Linked DNA regions of Homo sapiens: all the other regions are linked to region 5. The links are chromatin contacts, found by Hi-C or POLR2A ChIA-PET in ENCODE. All regions are on one chromosome and are shown on one strand. Each heading gives the region's core, a stretch centred on a gene start or an enhancer-like site at or near the end of the contact. The rest is flanking DNA. Distances are from core to core; before and after follow the strand shown.

Evidence for each region. A loop is a pair of places that touch in the nucleus more often than their neighbours do. ChIA-PET counts read pairs that join two places held with the same protein, here RNA polymerase II (POLR2A). Pooled maps may share reads with other maps.
Region 1: a map with no recorded cell type shows a loop between it and region 5 (4-fold over the local background). The contact joins the promoter of TLR8-AS1 here to the enhancer-like site in region 5. A Hi-C loop is called at or near these places in 2 of 37 single-sample maps with no recorded cell type and 2 of 50 pooled maps.
Region 2: a pooled map shows a loop between it and region 5 (7-fold over the local background). The contact joins two enhancer-like sites. A Hi-C loop is called at or near these places in 1 of 37 single-sample maps with no recorded cell type and 2 of 50 pooled maps. POLR2A ChIA-PET finds 5 or more read pairs at or near these places in 1 of 52 experiments (OCI-LY7).
Region 3: a pooled map shows a loop between it and region 5 (25-fold over the local background). The contact joins two enhancer-like sites. A Hi-C loop is called at or near these places in 2 of 37 single-sample maps with no recorded cell type and 3 of 50 pooled maps. POLR2A ChIA-PET finds 5 or more read pairs at or near these places in 1 of 52 experiments (GM12878).
Region 4: a loop to region 5 is called in a map with no recorded cell type, with 33 times the contacts of the local background. The contact joins two enhancer-like sites. A Hi-C loop is called at or near these places in 8 of 37 single-sample maps with no recorded cell type and 3 of 50 pooled maps.

Annotation. Positions count from the first base shown.
Region 1 is chrX:12,939,674-12,945,156 of GRCh38, forward strand. TLR8-AS1 (TLR8 antisense RNA 1) reads right to left here and starts at 3,627. Exons shown (of 5, transcript NR_030727.1): 1 at 3,505-3,627; 2 at 2,545-2,661.
Region 2 is chrX:13,003,240-13,008,048 of GRCh38, forward strand. No RefSeq gene overlaps it. Among named protein-coding and RNA genes, the nearest start is that of TMSB4X, 31 kb to the left of the region's middle. RefSeq lists a silencer at 970-1,019 and enhancers at 1,470-1,529, 2,863-2,912. Within about 2 kb of position 2,937, at least 11 of the 41 ENCODE cell types and tissues checked have a DNase peak (open chromatin) inside an H3K27ac peak, as active enhancers do.
Region 3 is chrX:10,108,791-10,113,860 of GRCh38, forward strand. It overlaps WWC3 (WWC family member 3), which reads left to right. Exons shown (of 24, transcript NM_015691.5): 10 at 988-1,230. Among named protein-coding and RNA genes, the nearest start is that of CLCN4, 46 kb to the right of the region's middle. RefSeq lists enhancers at 629-1,346, 1,347-2,064, 1,999-2,178. Within about 2 kb of position 2,766, at least 15 of the 41 ENCODE cell types and tissues checked have a DNase peak (open chromatin) inside an H3K27ac peak, as active enhancers do.
Region 4 is chrX:13,086,233-13,091,383 of GRCh38, forward strand. The region is part of intron 3 of LOC105373133 (a long non-coding RNA gene); the gene reads left to right. Among named protein-coding and RNA genes, the nearest start is that of FAM9C, 44 kb to the left of the region's middle. RefSeq lists enhancers at 1,123-1,342, 1,413-1,572, 4,545-4,684. Within about 2 kb of position 1,504, at least 12 of the 41 ENCODE cell types and tissues checked have a DNase peak (open chromatin) inside an H3K27ac peak, as active enhancers do.
Region 5 is chrX:11,791,495-11,796,399 of GRCh38, forward strand. No RefSeq gene overlaps it. Among named protein-coding and RNA genes, the nearest start is that of MSL3, 36 kb to the left of the region's middle. Within about 2 kb of position 1,482, at least 5 of the 41 ENCODE cell types and tissues checked have a DNase peak (open chromatin) inside an H3K27ac peak, as active enhancers do.

The DNA.
Region 1 (5,483 bases), core at 2,377-4,876, 1.2 Mb after region 5:
AAGCCCTCAGGGTAGTCAAAATCAAGAACCTTTCTCTTTTATCCCCTTTTGCTGGACTGTTTTTCCTTCTCCCTGCTTTTTTTTTTTTTTTTTCCAGCTGTGGAATTTAGCCAATTCAGAGGTCTTGTTCCCCGTAATGTGGAACTTTCCTTCAGATTTGATCAAGTTGGATAGAGTTGGTCAAACCCAATTGTCAGGCCTCTGAGCTCAAGCTAAGCCATCATATCCCCTGTGATCTGCACGTACACATCCAGATGGCTGGTTCCTGCCTTAACTGATGACATTCCACCACAAAAGAAGTGAAAATGGCCTGTTCGTGCCTTAACTGATGACATTGTCTTGTGAAATTCCTTCTCCTGGCTCATCCTGGCTCAAAAGCTCCCCCACTGAGTACCTTGTGACCCCCCACTCCTGCCCGCCAGAGAACAATTCCCTTTGACTGTAATTTTCCTTTATCTACCCAAATCCTATAAAACGGCCCCACCCTTATCTCCCTTCGCTGACTCTCTTTTTGGACTCAGCCCACCTGCACCCAGGTGAAATAAACAGCCTTGTTGCTCACACAAAGCCTGTTTGGTGGTCTCTTCACAGGGACACGCATGAAATTTGGTGCCGTGACTTGGATCGGGGGACCTCCCTTGGGAGATCAATCCCCTGTCCTCCTGCTCTCTGCTCTGTGAGAAAGATGCACCTACGACCTCAGGTCCTCAGACCGACCAGCCCAAGAAACATCTCACTAATTTCAAATCTGGTAAGCGGCCTCTTTTTACTCTCTTCTCCAACCTCCCTCACTATCCCTCAACCTCTTTCTCCTTTCAATCTTGGCGCCACACTTCAATCTCTCCCTTCTCTTAATTTCAATTCCTTTCATTTTCTGGTAGAGACAAAGGAGACATGCTTTATCCATGGACCCAAAACTCTGGTGCCGGTCACGGACTGGGAAGGCAGCCTTCCCTTGGTGTTTAATCATTGCAGGGATGCCTCTCTGATTATTCACCCACGTTTCAGCGGTGTCAGACCACCCAGGGATGCCTGCCTTGGTCATTCATGCTTAGCGGCAAGTTCCGCTTTTCTGTGGGAGGGGCAAGTACCCCAACCCCTTCTCTCCGTGTCTCTACCCCTTCTCCACTTTTCTGGGGGAGGGGCCAGAACCCCTCAACCCCTTCTCCTTCACCCTTAGTGGCAAGTCCCGCTTTTCTAGGGGGCAAGAATCCCCAATCCCTTATTTCCGTGCCCCGACCTCTCATCTCTGCACCTCAACCCCTTATTTCCGTGCCCCGACCCCTTTCCCGCTTTTCTGGAGGTTAAGAACCCTCGAACCCCTTCCCTCCATGTCTCTACTCTCTCTTTTCTCTGGGCTTGCCTCCTTCACTATAGGCAACCTTCCACCCTCCATTCCTCCGTCTCCCTTAGCCTGTGCTCTCAAGAACTTAAAACCTCTTCAACTCACACCTGACCTAAAACCTAAATGCCTTATTTTCTTCTGCAATGCCGCTTGACCCCAATACAAACTTGACAGTGGTTCCAAATAGCCAGAAAATGGCACTTTCAATTTTTCCATTCTACAAGATCTAAATAATTCTTGTCATAAAATGGGCAAATGGTCTGAGGTGCCTGACTTCCAAGCATTGTTTTACACATTGGTCTCTCCCTAGTCTCTGTGCCCAGTGCAACTTGTCCCAAATCTTCCTTCTTTCCCTCCCGCCTGTCCCCTCAGTCCCAACCCCAAGTGTTGCTGAGTCTTTCTAATCTTCCTTTTCTACAGACCCATCTGACCTCTCCCCTCCTCCCCAGGCTGCTCCTTGCCAGGCCGAGCTAGGTCCCAATTCTTCCTCAGCCTCCGCTCCTCCACCCTATAATCTTTTTATCACCTCCCCTCCTCACACCCGGTCTGGTTTACAGTTTCATTCCGTGAGTGGCCCTCCCCGACCTGCCCAGCAATTTCCTCTTAAAAAGGTGGCTGAAGCTAAAGGCATAGTCAAGGTTAATGCTCCTTTTTCTTTATCAGATGTCTCCCAAATCAGTGAGCATTTAGGCTCTTTCATCAAATATGAAAAACCCAGCCCAGTTCATGGCTCGTTCGGCAACAACCCTGAGACGCTTTACAGCCCTAGACCCTAAAAGGTCAAAAGGCCGTCTTATTCTCAATATACATGTTATTACCCAATCCGCTCCTGACATTAAATAAAACTCCAAAAATTAAATTCCGGCCCTCAAACCCCACAACAGGACTTAATTAACCTCGCCTTCAAGGTGTACAATAATAGAGACAGCCAAGTAGCAACATATTTCTGAGTTGCAATTCCTTGCCTCCACTGTGAGACAAACCCCAGCCACATCTCCAGCACACAAGAACTTCCAAACGACTAAACCGCAGTAGCCAGGCATTCCTCCAGAACCGCCTCCCCCAGGAGCTTGCTACAAGTGCCAGAAATCTGGCCACCAGGCCAAGGAATGCCCGCAACCCAGGATTCCTCCTAAGCCGTGTCCCATCTGTGCGGGACCCCACTGGAAATTGGATGGAAATCGGACTGTTCAACTCACCTGGCAGCCACTCCCAGAGACCCTGGAACTCTGGCCCAAGGCTCTCTGACTGACTCCTTCCCAGATCTTCTCGGCTTAGCGGCTGAAGACTGACGCTGCCTGATTGCCTCAGAAGCCCTGTAGACCATCACAGATGCCAAGCTTTAGGTAACTCTCACAGTGGAGGGTAAGTCCGTCCCCTTCTTAATCAATACGGAGGCTACCCACTCCACATTACCTTATTTTCAAGGGCCTGTTTCCCTTGCCTCCATAACTGTTGTGGGTATTGACGGCCAGGCTTCTAAACCTCTTAAAACTCCCCAACTCTGGTGCCAACTTAGACAATACTCTTTTAAGCACTCCTTTTTAGTTATCCCCACCTGCCCAGTTCCCTTATTAGGCCGAGACACTTTAACTAAATTATCTGCTTCCCTGACTATTCCTGGGCTACAGCCACACCTCATTGCCACCTTTTCCCCTAGCTCAAAGCCTCCTTCACATCCTCCCCTTGTATCTCCCCACCTTAACCCACAAGTATAAGACACCTCTACTCCCTCCTTAGCGACCGATCATGCACCCCTTACCATCCCATTAAAACCTCATCACTCTTACCCCGCTCAATGCCAATATCCCATCCCACAGCATGCTTTGAAAGGACTAAAGCCTGTTATCACTCGCCTGCTACAGCATGGCCTTTTAAAGCCTATAAACGCTCCTTACCATTCCCCCATTTTACCTGTCCTAAAACCAGACAAGGCTTACAGGTTAGTTCAGAATCTGCGCCTTATCAACCAAATTGTTTTGCCTATCCACCCCGTGGTGCCAAACCTATATACTCTCCTCAATGCCTCCCTCTACAACCCATTATTCTGTTCTGGATCTCAAACGTGCTTTCTTTACTATTCCTTTGTACCCTTCATCCCAGCCTCTCTTCGCTTTCGCTTAGACTGACCCTGACACCCATTAGGCTCAGGAAATTACCTGGGCTGTACTGCCGCAAGGCTTCACAGGCAGCCCCCATTACTTCAGTCAAGCCCAAATTTCATCCTCGTCTGTTACCTATCTTGGCATAATTTTCATAAAAACACACGTGCTCTCCCTGCTGATCGTGTCCGATTAATCTCCCAAACCTCAATCCCTTACAAAACAACAACTCCTTTCCTTCCTAGGCATGGTTAGTGTGGTCAGAATTCTTACACAAGAGCCAGGACCGCACCCTGTAGCCTTTCTGTCCAGACAACTTGACCTTACTGTTTTAGCCTAGCCCTCATGTCTGTGGGCAGCGGCTGCCGCTGCTTTAATACTTTTAGAGGTCCTAAAAATCAAACTATGCTCAACTCACTCTCTACATTTCTCATAACTTCCAAAATCTATTTTCTTCCTCATACCTGATGCATATACTTTCTGCTCCCCGGCTCCTTCAGCTGTACTCACTCTTTGTTAAGTCCCACAATTACCATTGTTCCTGGCCCAGACTTCAATCCGGCCTCCCACATTATTCCTGATACCACACCTGACCCCCATGACTGTATCTCTCTGATCCACCTGACATTCACCCCATTTCCCCATATTTCCTTCTTTCCTGTTCCTCCCCCGATCACGCTTGATTTATTGATGGCAGTTCCACCAGGCCTAATCGCCACACACCAGCAAAGGCAGGCTATGCTATAGTACAAGCCACTAGCCTGCCTCTTAGAATCTCTCCTCATTTTCTTTCCATTGTGGAAATCTATCATCAAGGAAATAACTTCTCAGTGTTCCGTCTGCTATTCTACTACTCCTCAGGGATTATTCAGGCCCCCTCCCTTCCCTACACATTAAGCTCGAGGATTTGCCCCCACCCAGGACTGGCAAATTAGCTTTACTCAACATGCCCCGAGTCAGATAACTAAAATACCTCTTAGTCTAGGTAGACACTTTCACTGGATAGGTACAGGCCTTTCCTACAGGGTCTGAGAAGGCCACCGCAGTCATTTCTTCCCTTCTGTCAGACATAATTCCTCAGTTTAGCCTTCCCACCTCTATACAGTCTGATAACAGACCAGCCTTTATTAGTCAAATCAGCCAAGCAGTTTTTCAGGCTCTTAGTATTCAAGGAAACCTTTATGTCCCTTACGGTCCTCCGTCTTCAGGAAAAGTAGAACGGACTAAAGGTCTTTTAAAAACACACCTCACCAAGCTCAGCCACCAGCTTAAAAAGGACTGGACAATACTTTTACCACTTTTCCTTCTCAGAAGTCAGACCTGTGCTCAGAATGCTACAGGGTACAGCCCATTTGAGCTCCTGTATAGACGCTCCTTTTTATTAGGCCCCAGTCTCATTCCAGACACCAGACCAACTTAGACTGTGCCCCAAAAAACTTGTCATCCCTACTATCTTCTGTCTAGTCATACTCCTATTCACCGTTCTCAACTACTCATACATGCCCTGCTCTTGTTTACACTGCCGGTTTACACTGTTTCTCCAAGACATCACAGCTGATATCTCCTGGTGCTATCCCCAAACTGCCACTCTAAACTCTTGAAGTAAATAAATAATCTTTACTGGCAAGGCTATGCTGAACCTCCTTAGGCACTCTCTAATTAGATGTCCTAGGTCCTCCCAATTCTTAGTCCTTTAATACCTGTTTTCTCCTTCTCTTATTCCGTTTAGTTTTTCAATTCATACAAAACTGTATCCAGGCCATCACCAATAATTCTAAATGACAAATGTTTCTTCTAACAACCCCACAATATCACCCCTTACCACAAAAACTTCCTTCAGCTTAATCTCTCCCACTCTAGGTTCCCACGCCGCCCCTAATCCCGCTCGAAGCAGCCCTGAGAAACATCGTCCATTATCTCTCCACACCACCCCCCAAAATTTTCACCGTCCCAACACTTTACCACTATTTCGTTTTATTTTTCTTATTAATATAAGAAGACAGGAATGTCAGGCCTCTGAGCTCAAGCTAAGCCAT
Region 2 (4,809 bases), core at 1,687-4,186, 1.2 Mb after region 5:
TCTAATAGGAAAGCTAAGGAATGGCATTCATGTGATTTTTTTTTCTTTTCTTTTGAGGCAGAGTCTTGCTCTGTTGCCCAGGCTGGAATACAGTGTTGCGATCTCAGCTCACTGCAATCTCCGTCCCCCGAGTTCAAGCGGTTCTCCTGCCTCAGCCTCCTGAGCAGCTGGGATTATAGGCACCTGCCACCACGCCCAGCTGATTTTTGTATTTTTATTAGAGACAGGGTTTCACCATGATGGACAGGATGGCCTCGAACTCTTGATCTTAAGTGATCCGCCCGCCTCGGCCGCCCAAAGTGCTGGGATTACAGGCGTGAGCCATTGTGCCTGGCCGGGAAAAATACATTTTTGATATCGAATATCTCAGTCCCTTTTATAACTCTGTAAGCCCCGGGGAGTCTGAAATGCACAAGCAAAAATCTCTGGCTGATTTCAGTCAGCCATTTGGGGGCTTATTTGCTTTGTTTTCTAATTGCTTCTCAACATTTAGTTTGAGAGGATAGAAATTAGGCCATTTTTTTCATCTGTTATAGGACTGGCCACACAGTAGTGCTTCAGAAACTAGTTGCTCATTTATTGCTTGGTCCATTCTCTTGATTTTCTTTTGCCTGGGAGGAAACACTGCACTGACCTTTCAACCAAATATTTGGGTGCTGCAATTTTTTTTTTTTTTTTTTTGAGACGGAGTCTCGCTCTATTGCCCAGGCTGGAGTGCAGTGGCGCGATCTTGGCTCACCACAACCTCTGCCTGCTGGGTTCAAGCAATTCTCCTGCCTCAGCCTCCCGAGTAGCTGGGACTACAGGTATGTGCCACTATGCCCGACTAAGTTTTTGTATTTTTAGTAGAGACGGGGTTTCACCATGCTGGCCAGGCTGGTCTTGAACTCCTGACCTTGTGATCCACCCGACTCAGCCTCCCAAAGTGCTGGGATTACAGGCTTGAGCCACCACGCCCAGCCGCAGGCTGTTGCAATAATTTTTTTTTTTTTTTTTTTTTTTTTTTTGCGACGGAGTCTCGCTCTGTCACCCAGGCTGGAGTGCAGTGGCGCGATCTCAGCTCACTGCAAACTCCGCCTCCCAAGTTCAAGCAATTCTCCTGCCTCAGCCTCCTGAGTAGCTGGGATTGCAGGCGCCCGCCACCACGCCCAGCTAATTTTTGTATTTTTAGTAGAGACAGGGTTTCACCATGTTGGTCAGGCTGGTCTTGAACCCCTGACCTCGTGATCCACCGACCTCGGCCTCCCAAAGTGCTGGGATTACAGGCATGAGCTATCACGCCCAGCTGCAATATTTTAAATATATTTTAGTATAAAGTGAAGGGCCTCTGACGTCCATCTAGTAAGAATCGGGCCACATATTCATAGACTGACAGTTTCAATCTTTGCAGACTTTGTCCTTTGAAGTTTGCTTTGCTTTCTCTTTTCACACTTTGGTAGCATCTTTCAGTTCTCTGCTGCTCCAGAGAGGAACATTATGGCCTCTTGATTGGATGGATAAAGGGTCCAGCCCTGACCCATTGGCTGCTAGAAGGGCCAGGGGCAAAAAGATGACCCCATTAACCACCTTTTCCACCTGTACTTCAGTCTTACTTGCAAATTGTTTTTTCTCATGTCTTTTCATCATAGTCTATACAATCATCTTGTCAACAAGTTATCGTAAAAATTGTTGAAAAGGATCTATTAATTCTCAGCCCAGAGGCTGTCCTTTGGATTTCTTTGTGACTATTGCTTTGGTCTTACATGTGGCTGATATCAGCTTGTTTTGAAAATCCAAACACTAGTCCACATTTTCACCTAGTAAAGTCATTGATGCCTTCTTTGTGGCCAGTTATAAGGAGCTTTTTCATCTAATTCATGATGACCCAGGAACCTTACCTCCATGACAAAAATGTTCCTGGAACTCAGCTTCCCAACGTCATCTCTACTTCAGTTCTTTAGGTTGCCAGATGTTGAAGATAAATCACTTTAACTGTGGTTGCATAGAATTGGTTGGGAATCACATGAGTTTCTTCATGTAAAAACTACCAAGACCTCTGCTTTGGGTCTAGATCCTGGTTTATGCTGCCTTCTTCAAAACTAAGGGGAGATGCTGGGACTTGCTGTTAGCTCCATTTTTTTTTTTAATTGCATGATTCTCTGACTTTGCTGAGGAGTTGTAGATCCAAGTTCAAACATACATTGGCAACTACACCCAAATGCAGCCAAGATACAAGGGTCTACATGTGATACAGGGTCTAATTAGCCATGTGACTTTGGACAGGTCATTCTCTCTGGCTTTGATTTTCTCATTTGTAAAATGATGTATTAAATTGGGGCAAAAGTAATTGCAGTTTTTGCCATTAAAAGTAATGAATTCGGTTCTTCCTAATAATTGAATTAGGTTCTTTCCAGGCCCTTTTCTGGTTCTTTCCATTTCTAAAGGTCTATGATGAATAGGCCAACCATGTCATCATGGGTTCCAGCGCAGCACCCTAGAGCCCCACACCTCATTCCTGGCAGGCACGCACATCTCCAAATAGGGCTCCTTAGTTTTTAAAGAAGGGAAAACGGATAAGGAGAACTGAAACCCACATACTTTCAGTTCTGACTTTGTGAGTTTTGAATTTAAATGCTTTCTCATATGAAACAGTGAGTGGGCAGAAGCATTCTACAAGAAGAGAGCCCTGAAGTTAGATGAGCAATGAGCAATCCCTTTCTGTTGGTGATTCTCTTTTGAAACAAAACGCATCACTGCTCAAAGCTCAACTGCCAAAAAAAAGAAAGAAAGAAAGAGGGAGAGAGAGAGAGAGAGAGAAAGAAAGAAAGAAAGAAAGAAAAGAAAGAAAGAGAGAGAAAGAAAAGCTAAGAGTAAGGAGAAAAAAGAAAAAGAGAGAGAGAACCCACCACCCTGTGCGAACAGCACAGCTGAACAAAGGGAAATAGAAGGTAGTGGCATGTGAATCCACGTGGCCCTTTGCCAACCCACTTGCCTCTCACGCTGCCACACTTGCATATATCAGGGTAATTTCTGGGATGGAGGTTTTTACTGAGCACTTGTTGGCAGAGAGATTTTCTCCCAGTCTCATGACGTTCACAAAAAGCTAGTACTGAGAGGAAAAAACTGCTGGGACTTACATGTAATAGCATCTTCCAAGCAGCTCTATAAGATGACTAACATTTCAGCTGGACACGAGACAAAACTTGGCACCAGAAATGGTGGATGATGGTGCACCACCACTGCTTCATGCAGCCCACTATCGAGGCAAGGGGGTCTGAGCACATTGCCTGCAAATAATATGTTTGCAACTTTTCAATTCATTTGAGTCCTGACTTAAAAAAAAGCGTGCCAGGCAAATGATCATCTGCATGACTTTTCAGAAGGTTTTGCCCTGCTAGCCCTTAAATGATATGTGAAAACAAATCAGGGAGTTGGGGCCATCTGAAATGTAGCTTGAGAGGGTAAGAGAAGATGGAGAGACATGCTAAGGGTTTAAATAGGAGGAACCAATGAGGAAAAGCACATGACACTATTATAGTGGAATTTTGCCTTTTTTTGGCCATTCCTGTATTTCCATAGTTGTAACCATTTGTTACAAGCTATTCCTCTGATTTTTTTTTTTTTTGCATCTTATAAAAGTGAGGAGTCTATAAAAGACAACATTTTGTAGGCCTGCAGCCTTTGCATCTAGTTTTTGGAAATAAGTTGTTACTTATCTGCCTATGAATGCCTTCTCCCAGCTTTCCTCGAATTTTTTGAGGGATGAGGAAAAATTAGTTTCCTTTTAAAATACGGAACCCCTGGAGAACATTTGTTTCTCAGAGAATGATAAACAAGGAAAGGGGATGTGATGCATACAGCAAATTTAAAAACATTATCAGGCTGGATGCAGTGGCTCATGAAGCTTGCATTTTAGTGCAAAAAAACAAATAAATATATAATGTGGCAAGTGTATTGCTAAGCATTTTAGAGAAAAGTGAAATAGGATAAAAGGATTAGAGAAGAAATGGGAGGGTGGAGGGTCCATGCTATGTTGTAGGTCATGATTGTAAATACCATTAAGTCTAGTTTCCATTCTCCCTCTGTGCAGATGAAGAAACTGAGGCACTAAAGGAAGACATGACTGCCCAGGGTCTCCCAGCTGGCTAGGCACCCACTGGGAATGAAACCCAGCTCTCCTGACCCAAGACAAGCCCTCTTTTCTCCCATCTCGACACCCGCACTTGGAAATGGGTTGCTGCAGTAGGAATTTGAAGTCTAGCATTTTTTCCCCTTGCAATCAATTGATACTGATTTTCTTATGAGTACAAAATGAATTGTCCAACACCATTCGCATATCAGCTTGTGGCAGCAGTAATAGTCACTAACATTTAGAAAGGGGTGGCATGGAATTCACCTAGAGTTGACTCCCCACTGTGTGGTCAGTTCATGAGCATCTGCCCTGTGCTCAGCACCTTTCACACTGATGTGACAAATTCAGGATGCATCTCCAACTTTAATATGTACATGAGTCACCTGGGAATCTTGTTAAAGTGCGGATTCTGATTCAAGAGGTCTAGGTGGGACCTGAGACTCTAATAAGCTCCCAGGTGATCCTGGGGTTGCCAGTTCACAGACCACATTTTGGGTATTGAAAGTCTAGGTACCTCTGCTAGTTTGCTGAATGCAACTGAGAAAGAAACCTCAGGGTTAATGCTTGCATTTTTCTGTCTTCATTTCTCCATTGTCCTACTCTCCTCCCTTGGAAGGCTCCAGCTTAGAAAAAGAAAACATTATGAAATAGCAGTGCCAAACCTGAATTACAATGTTAGGCATGTAATTATCTGGGCA
Region 3 (5,070 bases), core at 1,516-4,015, 1.7 Mb before region 5:
TTGCCATTCCTAGTTTCTCCCTAGAAACATATCCCTGATCTTTAACCCTACTTAAAGGGCTTAAAACATTCTACTCTTACTTTTAAAGGATGCTTTAAAAATACAGGCCACATCTGTTTCACTTAATCTGCATTCAACAGCACCTCATGACACAAAAAGTAATGCAGTCTGTTTGCCAAGCAAGCACTTGGAAATTTCGAGGCATGGAAACTGATAGGAGCCTCTGTTTTTCCACCTTGAGGATTGTTGCGCTTTGCATCCACCCAGATCATCTCTCACCAGCATCCATGCTCACAGGGCTGCCTCTCTTCCTCTCACATATTTGCAGGCGTGTTTGTTCACTGTTCAATGCACTCAGCTTTTGTCGAGTGCCCACTTGCTCTCCGCAAGGTGTTTTGAATTCATGTATGGCCAGGGGCTCTGGTGCAGGAAGGAGCACACAGAACCAGAAGACGCGGAGCATGGGGCTTCGAAGGTCTTTCCTTCAGGACGCCAGATGATGAGTGCATTTCTCCTTTGTTATTTTGCTAAAGCGGCTGACAGTGGTTAGACACAGCTGAGGAGGCGGGAGGCCGGCAGCACTTCTGGGGGTCCAGCATGCTGTTTAGCTACTGATGAGGGTGGGCAGAAGAAACAAGCAGACTCCCTCCTGCTCTGGGACAGTTTCATGTAGGAAACCAGGAGTCTGAGCCGCCGAGTATGGGCATGTTGAGGGCTGCTGGCCTTTTTGTCAGTTCTTCGGAACAGGCACGATGGGGTTATTTTCATCTCGAATCTCAGGCTAAGGGAGCTTCAGGAAAAGACTTCTGCACCATTTTTTAGGACATTGTTTCCATATCCTTTTAAGTGTAAGGGTCACTTGGTGTAATCATTTCACTACTTATTTGGCAAAAGGAGTTTATAGAATCAGTGTGAGACGTGGAGAAGGTGTGAAGACGGCGTTTTCAGTCCGCCGATGTCCTTTTTTCCTCCCCGTCTCTCTTGCAGAGTCGCCAACATCCAGCAGCAGCTGGCCCGGCTTGACAATGAGTCCTGGCCAAGCACGGCCGAGGCTGACAGGGACCGGCTGCAGCTCATCAAGGAGAAGGAGGCCCTGCTGCAGGAGCTTCAGCTCATCATTGCACAGCGCCGCTCTGCGGGAGATGTGGCCCGGCTGGAGGAGGAGCGGGAGCGCCTAGAGGAGGAGCTGCGGCGTGCACGGGCCACCTCCGCACAGGGCGCCACGGAGAGGTGGGTCAGCGGGGACACGACCTCCAGCGGAAAGCCTGCTGGAAAAACTCCACGGGGTGGCTTGTGTGTGGCTGGAGGGTGTTCCTGATGATCACTCAGAGCCTCTCCTGCCTGGATGTTCCCTGGCCTAGGAGGGGCATGCGGTGGGGGGCACTGCCTTCTGCTCCCTGGGTCTCTGGAGCCTCTGCTCCGAAGCAGGAGGTGATTGACAAGGGGGAAGGAGTGAGGGAAGATGGGTGACCTCCATCTCCGCCCACGCCCCACCCTTCCTGAAGTTGGTGCTTGGTGCTTCCACCTGCCTTTGTGGGACAGTGCCCTGAGCAGGCTGTGGTCCCGCTCCGGCCCGGGCAGCTCTGTTGCATGGGGGAAGAATTCCCTGTTCCTGACGTGGTGAGCATGGTGGGTATCCACCTACTGCTTTCCTCTCCAACTTTGATTTCTAGCCAGGAGAGCCTGCTCTTCTCTGGCATTGGGAAGCTGGCCACCTGTCGTGCGTCTGTCCTGAGGCTCCTTCACCACGCAGGACATGCAAAGCCAGCATAGTGGCTTTGGTATTCGGTGGCACTGAGTCGTTCAGCCTTTCCTCGTGTGCCGTGTGTCCTGGTTTCCATTTGCTGTGTGAGACTGCAGATTGTGTCAAAGGCTGGGCCTGCCTTCCACACTTAACAGCAGTTTCTCTGTGGCTATCAGCTGGGCTTTTGGAGAGCAGCCCCTCCCCCACGTGTTAAAGTCTTGCCCCCTTGAGCTCACATGAGCAGCTCTACAGAGACTCTAATAGATGCTTGGATGATTCGATCTGTTCAGATGCTCTTACTCCTACTGTTTCACGATGGTTGTATTGTTGGGCGTCCTTTATGCTTGATGTTCATGGGTCATCTTCATAGGAGACAAGTCTGTGGCTTGGCACGAGGGGCTCACGGCAGCCTCAGGGAAGCGGTGGTGTTTGGAGAGTTGAGCTCAGAGTCCTAGGCAGGTGAATTTCATTTTGCCTGAGATGGTGGCATGCCCTGTCACCTCACCCGGAATCAACCGCGAGGAGAATCTGAATGTGAAAGAGCTCTTGCACGGCTGCGTTTGTTTTCAGCTAAACATTTCCTTCTGTTCCACCCCTGGTATTCTTGTATGTGTGTTCTGCGTAGGAGGGCCTGGGAGTTCCTGTTGCTTCTCTGTGAAGGGGGGAGGACTTGGCCCCACAAATGTCGCCTGCATCTCAGGGCCCCACACCCACGCTCCTTTGACTGTGGCTGCTGTCACCATGTGGAAATCCAGCACACACGAGTGCTGTGGCCCCTGAGTACAAGTCTGCAGCCCTCCATGGAGCCAGTGTTAGCCCCGATGCCTGGGTTCAAGGGTGGGGACAGCAAAGCCGGACCAGCTTTGACTCCCATGGGGGTCTCTCGTGAGACCAGCCCAGGTGCTGAGTCCTGGGACTCAGAGCCCTCGACCAGGACCTAATCGCCCCAAGCGTGTTTCCTGAATCTGCTGCTAAATGACCTTGGCCGGAAAAGCACATCCACATGTGCTAAGCACTTGCACGCACATCGCATGGGGGTGGGGCTCTTGTAGCTCTGGGCTTTCTGTGCCGGTACACGCAGGGCCCATTTCTCCACTCCACCTCCCTTCATTGGAGGGGTGTTTGCAGTTTGCAAGTATGAGGCCACATGGTAGGAGGCTTCCCCCAGCACAGGCTGGCAGCATTAGGAGACCCGGCGTGGGCCAGGTGCAGAGAGAGAGTGAGGTTGGTGCCTTAAGGCTGAGCCGTGCCAGCTGTAGAGCTGGGCCCAGTCTGCCTGTCTCACCTGCAGTGTCATCAGCAGCAAATGGGAGGCGTTTGCCGGGCTGGGGGTGTCATCCGGGGGAGAAAGAGAGAGATGCGCACCTCCTTCAGGCCTCCCGCCCCGGCAGATGATACGTGCGGCGGCCTCCCAGCTGCTCAGAGCCAGCATCTCTGGAGGGAGCTGGTGCACGTCTCCTGGGCTGAGGGAGCAGGCTTGAGGTGAAGGACACATACCCTAGATAATCTCTCGGATGGCTCGTGTCAACGCTTGCAACATCCTTTGCTATTTTAGCTTGCTCATGTTAGTGTGTGGCAGGCATTTATACAAGATGCTGATGTTCAACAGAGAACCCCACGGCTCTATTACAAGATGCCTGCCATCCTGAGAAATTCTCTTTCCAAGGATGACTGCTTTTATTATAGGGGTGATTATAAAATGAAAGATCTATCAAAAAGCAAAAATTTTGTTCTGCTGAACCTGAAGTCATGTTTTCCTTTGTCATAATTTAATGACATCTTTACAATAAAGTACTTTATGTAAAGTAAATAAAGACAGTAAATTAGACTTTATATTTTCTTAATCTGTTAGCTTACTTTTCTACTCCTTTTCATAGCAGTGGTAAATATTCTTTGAAGTTCGTTTCATTTGAATTGGAGACACAAGGCTATGTGCTTTAGGAGTTGGGCCCTGGCCAGTTTTCTGCCAGGAAACTGTATCCCCTTTTCTTTTTGTTGAAAAAATAAGTACAGAAGTCAGGCAAATGTCTAAGACTCTTATTTTAGCAGTTTATGTTCCAGCCAGTTTTTTAGATGTCTCAGTTATTGCCAGCGTGGCCCCTGTTTGGTAAGGAAGTTACATTTTTAGTCATCTGCAACTTTCAGAATAACCAGCATAAAATTAGACTGCAAATGTGGGCAGTCATGGGCACTTGTGTGTGATCTTGTATCCAGATGCGCTGTCTCTTGTGCGCTCCGAAATGCACCTGTTTGTATAATGACAAATGTGTTGTATTGGATAGAAGGGGGGAATTTGATCTAAAACTTTTTTCACTACAGATAAAACAATCTGAAAATAAGTCATGACTAAAGACAGTCTAAAACCGAGCCGTACATATGAATGTATCTATATGTCATATGTGTGAAAACAGAGCTGGAATGCGCTGACGGATTTAGCGATGGGTTGGAAATTCTACCCTGGTCACTCAAGAGTGGAGCCAGTTTTCAGTAGGAACTCAATTTAGATTCTATTAATTTGGGATTTGAGCTAATAGAATTCAGGTTGGGTTAGAATTTCTGAAAAGCATTAAGAAAAAAGTTAGTAGCCTTGGACCGGGCTTGGGTAAATTCCCTACAACAAATGGCTTCTTGGAGCTGGTCACTGTTTGCCACTGGATACGCTCTGCTGGTGTCGTCTCTGCCCCTGGAGTCCTCTGTGACTTAATAGTGTCCCGGTGCTTGTGAGAGTGGGTTCCAAGTTACAGCTCCAAAGCTCAATGAAGGATGTATTTTGAACTCACTTTTAAACTCCCTTTGAAAACTCTCGGCTCTCCATCTTCTGAAAAAGATGGGGTTTTTGAGGATATCGCCCTTGATAAGCGTCAGATAGGATGTGAGTATCACAGAAAATTGGGGAAATGTTTTTCAGTAGTAAAGGAAATGCCTGTTTGTTGGTAGTGTGCCTTGGCTTTAGGGTCAATCCAGCCTGACCGAACTTTGAGCTTGCGTAGCAGACGCAAGCTACTTTATATGAGTTTCTTCATCTGTAAAGCAGGAATAGAATCCAAAGACCAGTAAGGAATGAGGCAGTGCATAGAAAGCAGTGTGCCTTTCTATAAGCCCCTCAGTGGAACTTTTTTTTTTTGAGATGGAGTCTCGCTCTGTCGCCCAGGCTGGAGTGCAGTGGCACGATCTTGGCTCACTGCAAGCTCCGACTCCCGACTCCCGGGTTCACGCCATTCTCCTGCCTCAGCCTCCCGAGTAGCTGGGACTACAGGTGCCCGCCACCACGCCCGGCTAATTTTTTGTATTTTTAGTAGAGACGGGGTTTCACCGTGTTAACCAGG
Region 4 (5,151 bases), core at 254-2,753, 1.3 Mb after region 5:
TGTGACTTTGAGAATGAGGAATAGAGGAAATGGAAGACGAGTAAGAGAAACCATCCTCCATTTGAGATATCGTGACCCAGCTCTGTTTCCTTTGCTCTCTGTCTGAAGTTAAAAAAAACAAAAACAAAAACAAAACAAAACAAAACAAAAATTAAAAACCCTCAATGGAGAAATATATAAATATTTACAAAGGCTTCTCTTCTATCTACAATACCTTTGTGCAAGATATATCATCTTAAAATCTTGCAATTTGATTGCAGTTGAAATTAATGGTGCAAGAGGTTTTCTTTTTTGTTTGCTTTTTTCTTCATAACGGAAGTGTAATCTCCTTGCAAAGCTTGTGAGCATGCATCCTAAATTGTGAACTTCATCTGCCATGGAAGGGAAAACCTTGACCCAATACCATTGGGATCTAAAAGTGTGATTCCTAGGATTCTGAGCATACTACACGAGATTTAAGGCCCCTTTCAGACTCTGCATTAATGCTTGTTCAGTAGTGATAAATAACATTGATTGGTATTGAGACCAGATTAATAACAGAAGGCAGCTAAAAGGTATTCCCTCTTAGCCTAATTTCCCAAAGGGCATCACTCAGCTGCATTAGTGGGGCGAGGCTCTTCCTTCTCTAAGTGGTGTCTTTAGAAGCTTGAGGGATTATTGCTCAGGGGAAAATGGCTCAATCTGCGGGATTCTTTTTCTTTTTGAGATGGAGTTTTGCTCTTGTTGCCCAGGCTGGAGTGCAATGGCACAATCTCGGCTCACCACAGCCTTCGCCTCCTGGGTTCAAGAGATTCTCCTGTCTCAGCCTCCTGAGTAGCTGGGATTACAGGTGTGCACCACCACGCCCAGCTAATTTTGTATTTTTAGTAGAGATGGGGTTTCTCCATGTTGGTTAGGCTGGTCTCGAACTCCCGACCTCAGGTGATCCACCCGCCTCAGCCTCCCAAAGTGCTGAGAGGGATTCTTAAGAGCAGCTGAGAAAGGGCCCTGCACTTCAGCTGGCTCCAGTTTGTCATCCTTTGTCTGGTATCTTCAGACAAGACATTGCAATAAGAAAAAATAAATACAGTGTGAGAAATCAAATGGTTTTTGTCAAAGTGTAAAAGGGACTGCATCTGACTAACACTGGAGTTGGACAGAAGCCATAAAGGATGTTTTGTGTGAATGTTTCCGGCTGCAAAATCTACCTGACTGTTGCACTGAAACCACAACTATCTATCACATGCTTGTGAGAAACCCCCAGGAGCTTCCTGTTTCGTGTGGGTCGTGAGAAGATTGCACAGCACAGTACAGCTTTCATTGTCTTTGAGCTAATCTTAAGCTAGGAGAAGGAAGGAGAATTCACATTTTGTATGTTTAGTTATTTGTGAAGTCTTTACACCCATAAATCGATTATGTATAAATTAGTATACAGATTCACTACCATGGAGAGGATACTGTGTACATCTGAGGATACTGTGTACATATGGTTGAGTCACTTCACCTAGGCCTTGGGGAGGAGTTGGGGCATCTCCAGGGTAAAGTAATGTGGTTTAGCACGGGGACTTCCAAGGAAGCATCAGTATGAGATAGGGGAACATGGCTGACCAACGGCAAGATGATGCCCCATGATGGAGCAGATGGGATTGGCGTGGGAGGGGTAGTTTGTGAGACCAGAAGACTTGCAATCTCTCCTGCTGAGACCAATACCAACCAAAGAATAATTAGAGAGCATGGAGGACAACATGATCTCATGTGAATCTCACATCATACCTTACAAGTTAACTCTGTGTATCGCCTAAGGAACGGCTGAAGCTTCTTTTCTTGTAAATGACAATAGACACATATCCAGTGCCATTAAGGACAGCATCTGGTCACCCAGTGGCCAATAATGTCAAAGTTCTGATCACAAGGTGAGCAGTTTCCTGAAGATAGAAGAGTACGATGGCCACAGCCATGGGTTCCAACATAGCCACTCTCTGGGGCCACCAGACACCCTCCTCACACTCCGCAGAGTTTGCTTAAATGTGCTCTGAGCTGGATGCATTTGCTAAAGGTTTGTCTCTTCCCCTTTGTTAACCCAAGAAAACAGAAGGACGTCTCAGCTAGACCCCAGCCGCTGCCACCCCATCTCTTCTCCAACTCTGCTCCGGCAGCTGGCGTTTCCTGTGTTCTCTCAGTGGGTTAAGAGAATGGTGGTGGCACATTGTCCCTTAATTAGACTGCAAGAGCAGCCATCTCCTGCTCAACTTGCCTGGGCAATCTTTTTATTCATCATACCTGAAAGTAACAGTAGTGGCTTTTTGTATGGCATATGTTATATGTAATCATGATGACCTTCTTATAAGCAGAAGAGTGGAAAAAATACAGGAGGAACTTAGAACTGACATTCTCACTTCCATCATGTGGATTAGACTATTAGCATGTTGCTGTGCCCCCATTTCATGTTATTAATTAATTAATTAGGGATCAGGTTGGGCGTGGTAGCTCACATTTGTAATCCCAACATTTTGAGAGACCAAGGCAGGAGGATCACTTGAGCCCAGGAGTTCAAGACAGCCGGGGCAACATAGCTAGATGCCACTGTTTCCATAAAAAATAAAAAATAAATTCAGGCATGGTGGTATGTGCTTGTGGTCCCAGCTACTTGGGAGGCTGAGGTGGGAGGATTGCTTGAACCTGGGAGGTCAAGGCTGTAGTGAGCTGTGATCGCACCACTGTACTCCAGCCTGGGCAACAGAGCAAGACCCCGTCACAAAACACACAAAAAAGGATCAGCAAGCTTAGGTGAAATATTATTTTCGTAAGTGAATTTTTCATTATGAAAAGTTCAATAAATTTTTCATAAAACAGTATTTTTTATAAAACAATATTTAATTTTCAAAAGCAATATTTAATAACTAAGAAATTTGAACAATATAGGAAAGCACAATGATAAAAAACAAACCCCACAAAACCCTTATGGACTTCATTCTCAGCCAAAATTGCAGTTAATATTTTGATGTATTCCCTTCCAGTATTTTTTTTTCTCTGCTTCTACATATATTGGTAAACACTGTCCCTCTTTTTACAAACCTAGATCATTCTGGATATTCAATTGCGTATCCTACCTTTTTTCATGTTATGTAGCATTTTAGCCTCATTTCCCCATTCTCTTATAACATGATTTTTTTTTTTTTTTTTTGAGACGGAGACTCGTTCTGTTACCCAGGCTGGAGTGCAGTGGCACAATCTCGGCTCACTGCAACCTCCGCCTGCCAGGTTCAAACAATTCTCCTGCCTCAGCCTCCCGAGTAGCTGGGACCACAGGCATGTGCCACCATGCCCGGCTAATTTTTTTTTTGTATTTTTAGTAGAGACAGGGTTTCACCGTGCTGGCCAGGCTGGTCTCAAACTCCTGACCTCGTGATCTGCCCACCTCGGCCTCCCAAAGTGCTGGGATTACAGGCGTGAGCCTCCGTGCCCGGTCATAACATGATTATTAATGGCTATGTTCATTTTAAGAATATGCCATATTTTTTTTTCTAATTGTTGTTGAGGGATATTTAAGAGGTATAGAATTTTTCTCCATGGTAAACAACATCGCAATGAATATATCTGTCCATAGATTTTTAGACTATATCTCTGATTACTGACCAAACATGTGATCCTTGAATTAAATTTTTCAACATCAACAGATCTAAATATTTTTATGGCTGTTGATGCATATTGTCAGCCTGACCTTGAAAATGACTACACCAATTTATAGTCACAATCAGATTGTTAAAATTTTTATTATCAGACAATCCTTGGTACCGAGGACTGATAGTGACAGTGCAGTGTCTTAAGTGACAGTGAAAAGCATAGACCAGCTTCATATACGGAATTTAAAGATCCAAGAGAAAAACTGATCAGATATTGAACTAAGGGTGCTTCCCAGGGTTGTTCTAGAAGGAAATGGCCATTTTGGCAGAGCCACTGACCTTTAACAAAGATACCAGAATGAGTTGAATGCTCATTCTGCTTGAGCATGAAAAAGACATATACTTCATCCAGAATTTCCCTTCTATCCCCCAGATCCACACTTCTCTATTCAAGTCAGGGTTTGTGACAGGGTAGCCTAACAGGGTTTGAGGTTTCCATAAGGGGAGGGCTCATACGTATGAGTTTAGTTCTTGCAAAAAGGAAAGCGTAGAAGTTGACCTTTGAGGTCATTTCGTGCACAACATGCAGTAGGCAACGAGAGGTGAACCAACCTTCGTTCTTTTCTGCTTCTGGCCAGAGCTGACTCCGTCATTGTCTGTTTTCCCACTGATTATAATAATATCCGTTGGCTTCCAAAGGGTAGTTGGGGTTGAATTCCTGTTTATCAAAGGCTTGGAAGAGAGGCCCTCTGATAGCCTGTGCAAATGACTGGTAGGAAAGTACAGCTGTGGCCTTGGCGGGCCACATTGTCTGTCTCAGATGGCTATCAAATGAAGCCTTGGGTTGCCTCTAATGTAACAAAGCTAGAGTTAACAGTCTTCATCCTTACAGAGCTCTTGGGCTGATTGTGCAAGAGATTCATGATCTGATCACAAGAGCAAAAAGAACGCCTGTGTTGCAGATAACAAAGAATTACACAAGGCCTGAAACAAACCCCAATGTTTTAAAACACTTGGTGGAAATTTAAGTTGCAAAGCATTTTATCATCTCAGGCCATCTCTTACAGGGGCCAGCTGAAGCTACCCGTACACATCGTTTTACAAGCCCTGGGCTGTCAATGGGTCTTTTAAAACCAGCTGAACTGCGTTTTGCTTTTCAGTGTGTAAGCTGGTCAGCTTACAGCAGTACAAATTGGCAGCGTGGCAAGAAAGAAAACTGAAATTCAATCCAACACTGGGATTGGAAGCTCTTGAGACTCAAATGTCACCAACACCGGGGGCTTCTCCTCTAATTATCCTGTCAAACGAGGGTTGAAAATGTCAGCACAGACTTCAGTCTCAGCTCCTCCAGCAACCAATGAGAGTGGGCTTGGGTCTGGTTTAAATGATGAAGAACAAATTTGAAAAACCCTTCAGTTGATTTCAAGACTTCCTGGGACGGCGATGTTTAAACCACAATGTTCTTCTTTTGGGGCAAAGTTAAGAGCCAATCACAGTTAAGGTTTCTCTGCATGTTCTGCCCATATTTGGCTGTAATCTTGCTTCATCC
Region 5 (4,905 bases), core at 232-2,731:
AAGGGAAAATAAACTCCAGGTCTTGATGGCAAAGGCAGACTACTTGGCAGCCATATTTGCAGGGAATATACCAAAACTTAATATAAATTCCTTTAATTTTCTCCAGGAAAATCAGATATTGAAATTTTACATATGTTATTTATTGTGCCATAGTGATAGTGAGGGTAAATAATGAAATGTCTAGTGTATTAGTCAGCAGATATTTTCTGTCAAGGGCCAGGTAGTAAATATTTTAGGCTTTGTGGGCCATAAAGTCTCTGTTGCAACCACTCAACCTCTGCCATTGTAGTGTAATAGCAGCCAGAGGTAATACATAAATGAATGGGCGTGGCTATGTTCTAATATAACTTTATTTACAAAAACAAACAAAAAAACAACAGAAAAACAGGTGGCAGGCAGGATTTGTCCTGTGGATTTTATTTTTCTGACCTCTGGTCTAAATAAATAGTGTTTTTCCTGCATTCTAAATAGATTTAAAATGAATTATGAGGCCAGGAGCAGTGGCTGATACCTGTAATCCCAACACTTTGGGAGGCCAAGGTAGGTGGATCGCCTGGGCAACATGGAGAGACCCTGTCTCTACAAAAAAAAATCCAAAAATTAGCCAGTTATGGTGATGCACGCCTGTGGTCCCAGCTGCTTGGAAGGCTGAGGTGGGAGGATTGCTTGAGCCTGGGAGGCAGAGGTTGCAGTGAGCTGAGATTGTGCCACTGTACTCCAGCCTGGGTGACAGAGTGAGACCCTGTCTCAAAAAATAAAAATAAAAAATAAAGTAAAATGAATTATGTAGGAATGAAATCTCTGATTCTAATAATACCCACATAAAGTATCTGAAACTAACTGAAGTTAATACAAAAATGATCACATAGTGAGCTTGTATTTGTTATTTTCGTATCATCTGCATCATCCCCTACTAATAGCATCAAGCACCATGTATTGAATCTGTTTATTACTTGAGGGTACACATGGAGGCACAACATTTTTCCTTACTTAATTACCATTGCTTTTTAGATTCCATAAAATCATTTAATGTCCTGGGAAAAAGGATATTTGATAACGTGAAATGCTATTTGGTAAGCAAAAGACAAACAGTGGGATAGTTGCTATTTGCAGAACACATTTACTAGCTTTATGTTCCCATGACACCAAATATTTGAGTTCTTGGGTTCTGAATAATGAATCAAAAGGAAAGTTATGACTTCAAAACCCTCTTGACCACTTTTTAGTAGTTAGTACTTTTTTTAACTTCTGCACTTTTCAGCAAACTCTTAACATCTCTTATTTCATTGGTGATACTTTGGTGCTTTATGAGGTCACATTTTATTTTTTCCTTGCAAATGAGACACCAGCATAGAAATACTTCTCATCTTGCTGCCCTCTGGGCTTTGTTTTTCTCTAATGTTGAATGACAGATACTAACAGTCTGTAAGAGCTAGTGTGAAAATGCTGCCTTTTGTGGTTGTGTCGTCATATTTTCCAGCCTGCCACCCGGGCCAGGCTGTCACCACGCACCTGCAGAGTGAAGGAGTTTCAGGCACGGTTCCAGGCCTCTGCTTCCTGAGATGGTGCAGCAGAGGTTTGGAGGGAGGTGCGTGGCCCAGTGTGCTCCCCGGGGGAAATTGTGAGAAAAACCCACGTCTCTCTGGAGAGTTGCTTTTACAAAGTACCTATTTGGTAAGTGTGAAGGGACTTGATTAACTTCTCTTGTGTATCCTTGTCCATATAGCTCATGTGTTAAAATAGCTCTGGGCATTCAGTGTTCATTGCTTCACACAGACAACATGTGAACTGCTTTAGACTGAAAATTTATACATCACTAGAATAGCAGTTGTTGCCTGAGCTCCTCCTACTCCTGCCATAGAAGTTATCTCAGCTCCTCTGCCTGACATGAGTCTGTTGAGGCTCAGAAAGCAATACCCCAAGACTCATGCTTTGACATGCAGAGAGGCGTCAGAATCAAGGTCCCTCTTACCTTGTCTTGTCTCCCCCTGCCTCCCTCTTGTCCCCCAAGCTCTGGGAGGGACTGTCTCTGGAATTTCCTTATCTCACTAAGAAAGCATCTTTCCAAAAGAAATGTAATTGTCTTAAACCGCCTCCCTAGGGATCTCATCAAATATCTAGGAAAGATCAACCATCTATGAAGATAAAAAACTGGGAGTTAGCACCAGACCCAGACAGACTTTTCATCTATTCTTCTGAGGGCAGCTCAGAAAGATGACCTGGAAGACTCCATCTGCATAATAAGACAACCTTTCTTCCTGTGCACCTCCACCTCTCACCTTTCTTAGTGTCTGTTTCTCACCTCCACCGTCCATTTATTCTCCCTAATGGTTTACTGCCCCCGAAAATAATTGTCTAAATTCCCCGATGATATGTAATCATGTTTCTTGATCCCAAATGTCTCAAAATGGTGTCACTTATGACAAATGGCTCAGCCTACAGTGAAATTGCTGACCCCTCAGAGTGATAAGCATATGTATAGAAGATGTCACCTGCTGTGGCCAGGCACTGCTGAGACCTGACAAGCGAGTGAAGCCAAAAGGTGGCTGAGATCATGGCCATGGAGGGCCATAAAAACCACAAAGAAACTGACCACGGTCAAGATGCCAGCAGAAGCTCTGCACGTGGCAACTCTGAGGCCTCTGTTCCATCGGCAGGGGCTGTAGGAAGGTCTGCTGGGAGAAGAGCAGTGACAGTGACACCCGCTCCAACCCCGACCTAGGAAAAAATAACAGGACCTGCTGGATTGTCAGTCAGCATGCTGGCCTCCTAAGATAATCAAGCTGTGACCCTCCTCTCTCTCTTACTAGTGCCCTTGTGTGTTGAATATATTTGCATGATTGTAGGCATGTGAAAGCCTCACAATAAACCATGGATTCATCAGCATTTAATTGGCCACCTACTCAGTGTGAAGCCTCCTGGCCTCAGTTAGCACAACGAGGCTGATTTGAACCTGATAGGAGAGCCATCTCTCCGTCCCCTATGAAAAAGAGCATATGGGCTTCTGCGCTGCTGTCGGTCAGAGGGTAATCATTCTCCTGTGGTTCCCCCATGCTATGCGCGTTACAGTAAACTATTGCATGCCTTTTCCTTTATTAATTTGCCTTTTGTCAGCTGATTTTCAGTGAACCTTTAGAGGGCGAAGGGGAAGTTTTCTCTGTACCCCTATAAGTCTCTCCAGGAAATGGCTCAAAAATAAAATAAAAAGGAATAGAATCTATTCCTAACCCTTCTAAATGGATGTTTCCTTTGTATTAACCTTTCATTTTGTGATGTGTTCCTCCACTCCTGAGCACTCAGCCTGAGCACTGGCTCCTCCCCTCTGACTTGATAGGACCAGGCTTCTAGAACCCAGCCTGGAGCCTACATATCTGAGAGGGGCAATTTTTCTTTTATGCTTCTCTTAAGGAAAATCAATCCAAAGCGATGCACACAGACCTTATTCTGTTTCATCGACCAGCTAGCTGATTGGCACTGTTTTGTACATATGAAGTTACCAGGCACTGGGTTTGTTTCTCTAAGTTTCCTTTCAGAATTGTCTCCTTTGGTTCTTGTCCTAGTTCCTTTTCCACCATCTGTTGAAATATCTTCTTTACAGATACCGAAATTGAGACACTAAATATGCTTGTCTGGCTGATGGCTAATGTTGGTGATTCAGGTTTGAGAGGGCAGGCAAGGATCAACTGTGAAACAGAACACCCCTTTTCCTATATTTTCTAAAAGGCATAGAGTAGTTTGAAAATGCCAGTAATAGTTTGTTGAAGACTTAGAAATGGCGATTATTTTATTTCTGTTTCCTAGATTACTGTGTAGGTTACCAGCTAGTAAGGATCCAGGCCTTGGCAGGTGGAAAATGAACTGTTTAGGAGGTGCCGTTCACTTCTCAACCTACTTGCCTTTGTAGAAGCATCGATATGCTTTCCATGGACACTTCACAGTATGTATTTTTGAAAAATTCTTCTAAGAGACTGTTCATACTTTTATTTTTTATTTTTATTTATTATTTTTGAGACAGAGTCTCTGTCACCCAAGCTGGAGTGCAGTGGCGCCATCTCGGCTCACTGCAACCTCCGCTGCCCGGGTTCAAGCAATTCTCTGCCTCGGCCTCCTGAGTAGCTGGGATTCCAGGCACCTGCCACCATGCCCGGCTAATTTTTGTATTTTTAGTAGAGACGGGGTTTCACCATCTGGCCAGGCTGGTCTTGAACTCCTGACCTTGTGATCCACCCACCTTGGCCTCCCAAAGTGCTGGAATTACAGGTGTGAGTGACCACGCCCAGCAACTTGAAATGAATTATTTTATCTTTAAGGTCTCATTGTAAGTGATTGTCTTAAGGATACTGTTTTCCTGAGGATACTTTTCTGTTTCCCAGATTTTCTACACCTAAGTAAACCAAATCTACCACCTATTCCTGTGATGTACTGCAAAATTGGCTTGCTATCAGTATATGCAGACAGAATGATTTTGCGAACAACATTTTCAGTGAGTTGTGTACTTTGATCAAGTCAAGCAAACAGCATCTGAGCATATTGTAGTCAACTTAAAATATGAAATTATTTAAGACAGCATTATACAAATAATACCTGGAAATTAGTGGCAATCACACTCTTTTTGCTGGGGACTTGCTAGAATCACGGCTTGGCCTTCAGTCAGCTTGAGTACGTGTTTTCAGATCCTGTTGTTCCTAATGGGCTTCATCATGGTCAGTTTGATAAATAATCCATGCCTCGGCTGCTCTAACTGAAGTATTGTTACTCATAGTTAGCTGTTCTGTAGCCAATTTGTTAGGATGGAGTCTGCTCTAAGTTGCATTAAATTAAATGACTTAACTTGGGGATTGCTATGTGACTCTGTAATACTCATTTTGTGTTGGTAGAACAAGGAGATCCTCTGCACATTGATTC